2 separate regions of the Mus musculus genome follow, and region 2 is linked to region 1. Evidence: chromatin loops called from intact Hi-C (ENCODE). Cell type or tissue: left cerebral cortex. All regions are shown on one strand. Links, peaks and the distances in the headings refer to the core of each region. The heading gives the core; the rest is flanking DNA.

Region 1 (5,261 bases), core at 585-4,584:
ACTGAAGGAATCAAAACTTTTATACTAAATGGAGCACCTGCTATCTGGAACACCCTGTAACTTCTGACACTTCTGGCCTCTGTAGGCAACCCACACTTATATGCATCTACATAGACACACATGATTAAAAATAAATCTTTAAAAAGAATGCACAAATAATTCCTGATTACAACAGAGAAATGCTAGAACCAATCTAATGCCTGGCAAGCATAAATGGTTAAGCAAGCCCACAGACAGCAGAGTGTTAAGAATAAAATATTCCCATGTCTAACAAATAAAAGAATGGACATTTCATGACTACACGGATATTTAAATGTATGCACATGTAATGGTATTATGTAAAAAAAAAAAAAAAAGAGTAAATCACAAAACTCATTTACAAAGGCGAAGACCATATATCAGAAGTTAGAAGAACATAAATAGGATTTTAGGTTTAATGAACTCATATTTCTCTGTCAGAAAATTAAACATAAAACTTTGTTGTTGTTGTTGTTACTGCTTTTGAGACAAAAGGTCTCTCTACATAGCCCTGTCCTACAGCTCATTATGTAGACAAGGCTGGCCATAAACTAAAGAGATAAACCTGCCTCTGTCTTTGAGTGTTGGGATTAAAGGTGTACCCAGACACCAAAGGCTTATACAACAATTTTAAGGAAACAAAATAGTGAAATCATCAGGCAATCCATACCAAGTTAATGTGGGATGAGGACTTCATAGCAGAAGCTATAAGACTATGCGGTGCTGCACACATTGCATTGAGCTACACCTGCTTCATTCTGCACTCAACCAGTAAAAGACAGTGTTTCTCCTAAGAAATCTGAAATACCTTTCAAGGGAAACACATAAGCAAACATAATTATTCCTGTGTTATAGAGGTGGGGAAAGAACCAGAAATCATATCAACAGCATCAAGGACCTCTCTGCTCACTCTTGTCCCCTCAGGAAATATGGAGTGGTATGTTTATGTTCTCCTGTCCCCAGTTCCTGTATTGAAAAAGTAGACCCTTAGGCAATGGTACTATGAAGGAAAGCCTTTTAGGGATGACCAAGTCCTGGGGACAGAGTTCTCATGAATGGTTTAGTGTTCTCAAAAAATAGGCTAAAGAAGCTCTTTCATCCCTCCCACCACATGAGGCATACATACACATGGACGAGGAAGAAAATGAATCCTCACCAGACCCTAAATCTGTGAGCACCTAAAACTTTGATTTCTCAGCCTCCCAAACTGTGAGGTAAATTTCTGTTTGGAAAAGAGGGAAGGGATGTTTGTAAAGTTACCATCTTGACCGCAGGAATAAAAATTTAAACTGTTTACTAAGCAGAATAGCTCCCTACTGAGAGAAAAGGGAAGATGTCTAAGTCTCCACGCCAGCTAGTTAGAGAAGAGCCTAGGGACATTTGCCCTCTTCCTACTGCTAACGGAGTAGCTGAGAACAAGGACAGCAAGCCAACATCCAGAATATGATCTGTCTTGCCTGTTTCATCCCCACACCTATCTAAGTCAAACCCTCAAAGGATCAGAAACTTCAAAAGGACACTTAAAGACCTTGTGAGACAACACAAATCACCCACAAATCCACTCACACTTCTCTCTAAAGTCCGTGTCCAGTGTCACATCTCTGCTGCTTCTCCAGAAGACTCTAATCCACAAACATTTCCTCATCTATGCTCTCTAGGTATGTGGACCATACCTTTCGTAACATCAGATTTTATTAATAAGCCTCTGTTCTCCAGTGGCTGATGGAGGAGCCAGGAATGTATTTCTCTAAGAAATTACGAATACAACACACATTCACTGTTCATTTACAGACCAAGTACTTGTTTATAAAGGTTGGCTTCTGAAATATTTAACAGAAAAATTCAGTGTGCCTGTAAGACTGGATCTCACTTTAGGTCAGAACTCTCTAGAAGGAGGCAGAAGTTCCTGCTTTTCCGGGTACCACAGTTAATGGACTGTGTGCCTGGGTGAATCTTACCGATTGGTAGGCATTATTGAACCCTCTACGACTTACGTGTCATAGATACACGTTTGTTTCTTTCTAAAACTGTAGTGACCATGTTAACGCCACACAGGATAGCCCACAAACCTAAAGAGAAGCTGCAAAATGCCATGAAAACTTTAATAGCCTCCCTAATACTCTAAAACAACCTCAAAATTCACAACTGTGGTATAGCTAAGAGTCATAAAATAAACACCAGCTTAAAATTTTAGTAAATAAAAAGTGTAAACGTTTTCTTAACCATTATTTGAAGTATTAAAATTAACGGTTTCTGAGAGGCCCTGGATCCTCCAAATGGTTAAGTTTTAGTAACTTTACGAAATAATGGTGTATTGTGATGCTCTACACCTGATACCTAAAAGCTGCTTTCAGCTGGTAAACTGAAAAACGTGTGGGCGGATGGCCTACGAAACCAACATTTTCAAGGCAGGTTCTTTCTCCCGCTCTCTGCTGCTTTTTAAGTGTTTAAAGCCATCGCGGAGAAACCCATTTGGGGGTCTCTTAAAAATTTTATAGCTTAAAAAAAAATTTAAAGGCCAGGGACTAAACTTAACTACAACTAGTCTTTATTAACGCGGTTTTCAAGGAGGGTTAGAATGCGTCACAATCCACAGGTTAAATGATCAACTAGTATTCTTGAAGTTCGGTATCAAAGTCCTAGAGAGAATAAGCCGTCATGACCAGGAGTTCTAGGAAAGTGCAATAAAACAGTGAGCTACGAAATTAAGTTACTGGAAGTTGTCGCTCGGCTGGGAGCGCCCCGTGTGGGCATCGGGTCACCGCGTACCTGCGTGCAGGCCAGTCCAAGGGCGCTCCGCAAGCCGCCGGGGTCCGGGCAAAGCGCCCCGAGCTGCAGCGACGAGCCCGCGGGGACCACCCGGGGTCCGCAGGCCCCCGTCCCGTCGCGGCTCGAAATGCGACCCCACCCACAGCTACGCCCCTTCCCGCTCCTTGACCCCGCTCCTAGACCCCGCTCCCACCGCGGCGCGCAGCCCGACAGGCCTCCCCCACCTTGCACTCGTTGCTCTTCTCTTCGGCGCAGAAGTTGACCGGCGCCAGGCCGGGCAGGTAGAAGGCGCTTCCCGGGCGCGGGCCTGGGACCGTCCCTAGCAGGAGCAGCGACAGCAGCAGCAACCTGGAGCCTTGCGCTGGCGGCGACGCTGGCGGCCTGGAGCTCATGCCGGCGGCTGTGAGAGGCGAGCGGCCGAGCCGAGGGGGACGGCGAGGAAGGAGGGGTCCGGGGCGCTCGGAGATCACCTCAAGGCCCGAGCGCAGAGAAGGCCGGCCCGCAACGGCTAGTTCCGGTTACGCTAGGAGACACCGCGGGCCCCGCGACAGAAACCGAAGCGGGCCTCCACGGAGCATGCGCGGGGCCGCACGCACATGCTCAGTGCCGGCGCCGCAAGCGCAGCGGGCTCTTTCCGGGCGGGGCGGCCAAGAGATCCGCGTTCCGGGATCTGGGTGACTTCCGCCTGCGCGCTTCCGGCACCCACAGTCGGGTTCCAGGTTCCACCGTGGCGCTCCAGAGCGCCGCGCTTCTCGGGCGCACCTCTTCTCTGCCCTCTGTCACCTCATACCCGTCAGTCCGCTCAGGACTGATGAACCAAGTACTTTCTGATGGAGACCGAGTTGGTCGATGAGGCAGAGCTCAGGGGTTACCTAGTTGGGGCCAGGGTAAGGGAACAAATGGAAAGAGCGGTTCGTAAATCTTTAAACAGCTCTTAGAGGTTATTTGCAAGAATAATTCCTAAGCATCGGAAATGCTGGGACATTCTTGTGTGGGAGAAGTGTGCACACAACAAACATATCTTTCAGAAAGTCGAAATGAGATAGATGAGAGAGGGTAGTAAATATAAAGTAGCAATGGCAGGTTGCAATGAAGATACCGGGGCTTAGTTAAGCAAAGCAGTCGTGTTAAGGAAGACTATTACGGCATTATTACTCTTCGACAAGGTGCATAGCTTTTCCCATTGATAATGGGAAATGGTTATGTCTCTGTGTTAGTGCGCAAGCATTATGCTCAAGGAGGAGAAAAGTTTAGCATAAAAAGCCCATGGAGTTTTAGACTTCAACCGAATTCTTCCCCAAGTGCATCATCTTAGAATATAAAACACAGTCCTGGATGACTGTAACCCCCAAATTCAAGAAAAGGCAAATTCAGAAAATAGGTAAATTCAAAAAAGTTTGTAGTCTCATGCTATTAAATTTTTTCTGTGTGCTCATATATTGCTCCCTTCCCCAAAGTTTACAACTAACCAGATTTTCAATGGCTCTAGCACCTACAGAAAGAACTACTGACATACCTAAAAAGAGCTTTAACATCAAAGGTAATTTGTACTGGCTGAGCGTCCTGGCTTTGGAACATTGTGATCTAGCGATGTGCCTCTGGGCATGGGTTCATCACTGGAGAAATGAAAGTTAGAAGAGAAGACAAGGGTGCTCACCCTCTCAAAGAGTGGTAAAGATTAAGTTAAAAAATACTATATCACAAAAAAATAGGTGATATAGTAGTTGTCCCAGGCGGTCCTGACCACTTTTATAACAAAAGGAGGCGTGTCCATCAGCGCACACCATCTCAAATACATGCACATACTGAACTTTGGGCTAAGTCAAGACAACGCCCTTTGTCGAAAAAGGAAGCAGCTGTCTCCAAATATAAAGAGGTAGGATTAACACCCCCCACACACCTTACCTATTTTTCTGATAATACCAAACTAGACCTTCACTGCCGTAGCTCCCGCTCCAACCTTGCCATTACTACTTTTTTCTACCTGTGACAATCTCACTGTCCATAGCTGGCATGCTGCTCGCTGTGCCACTGAGTTCTTTTGGTGGTCTCTAGGCTCCTACCTACCACGCTAGGCCACTCTGTAGGTCTCCCCAGCTTCTACTTGTGCTAAGAGGGATAATGTAGAATGTAGGTGTCCCCCATTTCCACCGCTGCTCCTCGGTGTCTACCAATTTCGGAAACGATCGTGTTTATTGTTCACTGTCTCACTTCCCAGGGCTGCAGGGGCCTGGTCTCTGCATCTTCCAACTCTACAGCAGGGCCTGGAGAGACGAAGGCGAAGCAAACTAGAAGTGCTCGCTCGGCCCTGGTCGCCGGAGGACACAGGTTCTAGACCTGAATTTAGGGTCGCAGACTTGCGGTGCTAACGCCTGAGGGTTCCCAGGGTTTCCCGCTCGCTTTCACAGACCACCACAAGCTTAAGACCGAGAATCACTTCCCAGGATGGCCTGGGATACTCAGTGATGAACCCA
Region 2 (5,261 bases), core at 574-4,573, 380 kb before region 1:
GGAGGTAGCTGGGGTCTAAGTGTGCTTCACTGGGGAATATGCGGGAGCTTAAAGCAAATCAGATAGACTACAGAAGGGTATCATGTCCACCAAAACCCACAGGTAAAACTCACTCTGTATGATTTGAGTACTGAAAGAGACTGGTTCATATTCTCTCTCTCTCTCTCTCTCTCTCTCTCTCTCTCTCTCTCTCTCTCTCTCTCTCCACCTTAATTTGAAAGAAAAGGAAATGTACACACAGCAGAGACCTACAGAGATATTTGGAAATTGTGGACTTGCTTTGAGTAACTAAGAGACCTTTTGTTTCTCATTTGGCAAACACTTCAAAATATACTCCTCCCTTAAAGTTACCTCCTGGAAGATATAATTAAAAGGCAAGAACTAAGACAGAAAGTGAACTAGGAATGAGGCATATATAGCTTGGTGAATAAAACAGGTTTGTCAACTTCTTCTTCTTGATGATATGTTATTTTCTAGCTTATGATTTTTTAAAAAAATAGTAAGTAAAATCTAAAGACATCCAAACCAGAATCCAATCATGAACAAAAGTGGGAGGTTTTCTGACATGCTTCCATAATAAAATAAAAAACTCTGTCTATATGTGACTGTGCTTCAGTTCAAAATTTGATTCCAGAAACTGGTGCAAATTCTTACTTTTTTGTGTGGCCACAGGAGGAGGAAAATATGATACATTGGGGGATTTTACAGTAGAGCTGTGTTTAGTTTTAATTTTCCTGCATTTTAAAATAAACACTTTGACCAAAGCATGTTTGATCTTTGCAAGAAGGAAGTATACATTGTGAAGGAATGTGCAGAGGTTGGGTATGAAAATGGGGTTGTGACTCACAGCTGCAGGCAGAGAAAAAAAAAGGCGTTGTAGTGTCAGCCAGAGGTGTTCAGTCTAATAATTCAAGCTGTAAACTGTATCCCCTAAAATTACCTACATAATAAATCATTGTGAGAAGAAAAAAAGTTTAGACTAAAAAGTGTAAGTGAAATAAAATCCTCAGGGGAGTACACTGCTGGGACCTATTACAATGATATGAAATTATTTTGTCCAAAACTTTAAGAATTAGAATAATGCTCAAAATTGCTCTAGCACAGTTGATCCTTCCCCCCCCCCCGCGCATAGATTTCAACACATTTTAATATACCCTACCCCAAAAATGGGTTTCCATTTTTTCCTCTTTTAATCACACAGCCAAACTGTTTTATGAGATTTCCCATCTATTAATACAATTTGGAGGGAGGGGTCAAAATACCTTTGTGTTTAAAAAATCAGTTACAACTAAATTATCATATACACATCGAGAATAAGGAAGACAGACGTCCCTCTGAAATTCCCCTAGGTTCCTGTCTCACGTTTCAGTATTGCTCATAGGTACCAAAGAAAACACTAAATTCATGAGAGCTAGTGAATTAGCTTGCCTATACTCAGTGCTTCACTGGAAAACTCCGACACTGCGGTTGATAAAGCCCGAGCCAAAGCCTACAGGCTTGAGAAATGAGACCATTTGGGGGATAGAATGCACCAGTTTGGAGAGGAGCTATGAAGAGGTTGGGTGCCCAGAGAAAAGATGCAACTGTCAAGAGGAAGTTTAAGGACAAGAACATACAAGTCTTCGAAACAATAAGATTGAGGAAGTCAAGAAACAGGCTTGGCAAAACCATATTGAAACAATTTATTTTATAGGATCCCCCTACATTTCCAGAATTAGTGAGCAGAGCCACTCTGAGAACAAGGACTGTTCTTGACGGCTCTTGCAGCGCTTATGAACACTGAGAAGGAGAAAAGGTAAAGCGAACAAGTCTCTTTCGCCTAAGCATTTCGCAGGAAACTAAAAGGAAGGGACGAGAAATACACAAAAGGCAGGCTGACTCCAGAGAAGTTTGCAATAAAGATTAACTGGAAAAAGGAAGTCCACAGCAATTAAAACCTCTACCCTGGCTCATTAGTATTCGTGGCCGAATGTCCAGTTCTCCTGTTTATCTTTCTCCCAGGATCAATATCCTAGCAGCGTGGGCCTGGGAGGAGCCCGAGTCCGGCCCTGCGTGAGTCTGACCTTTCGCGCCCTCCCTACAGGTCAGAGCATCCTCAGAACCACCGGCCAGCGCGGCACCCGCGCTCATTAAATCCGCCATTCATAGAAGTGCGGGGAGTAGTGGGATGGGGGCGGGGGGGGGAGGCGACAGGCAGGGAAAAGGGGGCTGGAGACAGTGGGCAGACAGAAGTAGCCAACTCCAAAGGATTCAGGAAACCACACAAACCGCTGTGGGCCCACTGGGCCCAGAGGACAAAACAAAGCAAAAAAATCCAGCGCAGTATGCACCAGGGCTGCCTGCATCCAGAAGCTGGCTCTGCTCTAGGGCAGTGGTTTTGTTGGCACCGCAACAGGTTTTGGATTTTTACTGAAAAGTAGCAGTAAAAAGCCCTTTGCTCCCATCAAAGGGAACTCAATGCCCACTTGCAGTCGTACCAGGTCAGGAGTGCTCCAGACCTCTCCAGGCCTTGGAGAAATAGCTCCGAGAGAAGCTTGGAGAAGCTTCAACTACTAAGGTTATCGCTGCTGCTGTTAACATTATTACCATCCCCATCCACCTCCTTCTGTAGAGACGCTGCTCCATTCTGCTCCCCAGGGCCACTGACTTAGCATCTGGGGTTTGGGGGACTGGGAGTGGGGGAAGAAGAGACTAAGGCAAGGGTTATTGGGTGGGCACATAGCTTTTCCATCCCCTTAATAGATGGAGGAAAAACTACTCCCTGCCACCACACACACACACACACACACACACACACACACACACACACACACCAGGAAAGTAGAGAGCGCAGCAGGTGGGTAAGACAATCTAGCCCATCACAGCCCCTGGTAACCGGCCTAGGAATGCCAACTGCAGGTATTCCCCCATCACCCACCCACCCCCACTCCCCCAACCCACCCACCCCGCCGCTGTCCTCATCTCAACCTGTAGATTCAAGAAATGGGCCTCACCTATAAGGTCAGGCAGTGGTCCCTCCAAGGACAATAAGGGGGAGTGAGCAACCGCTTACTGGTCTTGTGCCACCCACGCGCATCTCTGCAGCCCCAGGTCCTTCCCACCCGGGAGTGAACCGGTGGTGGAGAGATTCGGAAGCCACAGGAGGTGAGCATATGAGTGGATGATGTGTATTGGCATGGGAGCGCGAAAGGTGTGTCTGTGTGGGTGAGCGGCAGAGTAAAGGGACTCCCGCAAAGCCTGTCTGAAGGCTGTGTTAAGCCAGGTGGGGCTGGAGAGATGCTGGACCCAAATAGGGAGAGAAGCAGAAAGCTGAAGGAGAGGTCAAGTGTTACCTCTTCAAAAGCGGCTCTGCCCTGAAAACAAAAGGAAAGCGGGCTGGGGGCATGCTTAGTGACCTCAGTGCCCAAAGTTAGCATCTTGCATCTTGTAGAGGCGGGGCAGCAGGAGGACCCTGGCCCGGAATTTCACTGCCAGAGGTTTCCGCAGTGGCCATTCAGAGGCGACAAGGGCCCGTTTACCCCTAGTGACCCCCAGCCTTGACCATGAACTCCGACACTTGGGTTGGGCTGCCCTATAGTTGGCTTTACAGGTGGTCTCATTTGTTAAGTCCTACCCTTATCATCATGGCTGCCTTCCCCTCCTCAGGGACTCAGCGGAATGGGTTGAGGTTTTCTGATACTTGGCCACTCAGATCTAGTCTGGAAAGATCTAGACCACCCCCCCCCATAAAAAAGCCCAGCAACTATCCCCGGAGGGGAGGGGGAAGTGAGAGAGTGGAGGGAAGGAGAATGACATTTCTATGGTCTTAGTTCTGAGCTGCAGGTTAAAAATAGAAACCTTTCATTTTGACTTGTCTGCTGAGGTACTCATGGATGTATGGATGTGGAGCTGCAAATTTCTGGGGCATCAGATTATAATCAACCCACAAGTATTTATCGAGCCCTGCTTGGATCCTGAGAGGAGCTTTCCTTGCATGTTCCTATTTCAACATTTTTAAAAATTAAAAACCTATCTGAAAGTTCAACCAATTCTTAGTGAAGTGTTTGTTATTCTGAGGCCTTTATTTCCTAAACTTTGGAAGTGGGCCTAACATCCCTGGAATTATTTCTGACATGATTTAGGGGATAGTAGGATCTGAGTGTCCAATGCATACTTGGTAAAATCTCTGCCTGTCTCTAGCCTCCTATGCTACCAATGAACTCAACAGTACTCAGACATACTTTCCCTAGACCCACCAACCCAGGCAAGATCAAGTTGGATGGCCCAAGCCTTCCTAGTCTAATGCAGCGATGTAGCAAATAACACAGTGCCTGGAGAAACCCGAGCCCCCGTCCAGCCTGTGAGCTACTCTTGATCTCAGGATTTTGTGCGGAAGAAAAAAAACAAAAAACAAAAAACAAAAAAAACACTTGAGACTGAAAACATCCGTCTGAAAAAGAGACAAAGGGGATAGGGGGTGGGGTGGAGGAAGAGCCAAGGTGCCGGCAGAGGGGAGAGGAAAGGGGTCCCGGGCAGTTAAGGATGGTGTGCGGGTACCAGGGTGGCGTTTTCTCTACTGGAGTCCCGCAGTGTCCCGACTGTAACTGCCTCCCCTCGCCCTTGCCGCAAGCAGAACTGACGCGGCCCCTGAGCTGGGAATAACCTCCTCCCTGCCGGGGACTTCGGAGGACATCACTGAACTGGGAGAAGCTGATACCCATGCCCGTTATCCTTGTGGCCATTAATAATGCAGCGAGGATCACGATAATTAATAATAATAATGATGGGCCTCCCGAGGGAGCTCCAGCTGCCTCCGGATAAAGCGAATCTCGTGGTGAGAGGGACTTATTCTGTGGTGAATGGAGTTGAGCGCGAAGGGAGCAGGCTTCTGTTCACAGAAGTTCAAGTTGACAGCGGTGTGGCAAGCAGAGACACCAGTCCTGACGCCGCAGCGAACCCACAGCGAAGCTCTTGGGCCCTGAGGGAGGCCAGGACCAGCTTCAGCTATGAGGCTCTGGAGTGAAGGCAAGGGCAGGTTAGCTTTCAGGCCTATTCTGAGTTGGGGTGACGGGGAGGGAGGGAGGGAGGGCTCGGACATCTCCACTCACCCACCTAATCCCCACTCTCAACCTCATCACCGCCAGGCTCTCCGACTCAGGCGCCAAACTGCTACACCCTTTAAGTACAGCGATTCTGGCATCTTTGGCACTCTTCGCACATATACTATCTCCCTCTTCTCTCATTAGCCTCCGGAAATTCGGAGGGCCAAGAGAAAAGCCAAA

The links. A loop is a pair of places that touch in the nucleus more often than their neighbours do. Peaks named below come from ENCODE experiments on the same cell type or tissue, not always from the same donor. Only the 100,000 strongest peaks of a DNase experiment are listed, where the experiment ranks them.
Region 2: it touches region 1 in a loop (2.5-fold over the local background); 1 of 42 quality-filtered maps calls a loop at or near these places.

The regions. Positions count from the first base shown.
Region 1 is chr14:122,105,186-122,110,446 of GRCm38, reverse strand. Tm9sf2 (transmembrane 9 superfamily member 2) reads right to left here and starts at 3,365. Exons shown (of 17, transcript NM_080556.3): 1 at 3,012-3,365. The coding sequence starts at 3,179. A330035P11Rik (RIKEN cDNA A330035P11 gene) reads left to right here and starts at 3,473. Exons shown (of 4, transcript NR_015586.3): 1 at 3,473-4,663; 2 at 5,006-5,261. In left cerebral cortex, for the core only: CTCF peaks have their summits at 2,771 and 3,565; a DNase peak (open chromatin) is centred at 3,408; H3K4me3 peaks cover 2,221 bases; H3K27ac peaks cover 1,382 bases.
Region 2 is chr14:122,482,231-122,487,491 of GRCm38, reverse strand. Gm33769 (a long non-coding RNA gene) reads left to right here and starts at 4,502. Exons shown (of 2, transcript XR_383798.4): 1 at 4,502-5,014. It also overlaps a transcript of Pcca not described here. In left cerebral cortex, for the core only: no CTCF peak of the experiment used is centred there; no DNase peak of the experiment used is centred there; H3K4me3 peaks cover 563 bases; H3K27ac peaks cover 3,133 bases.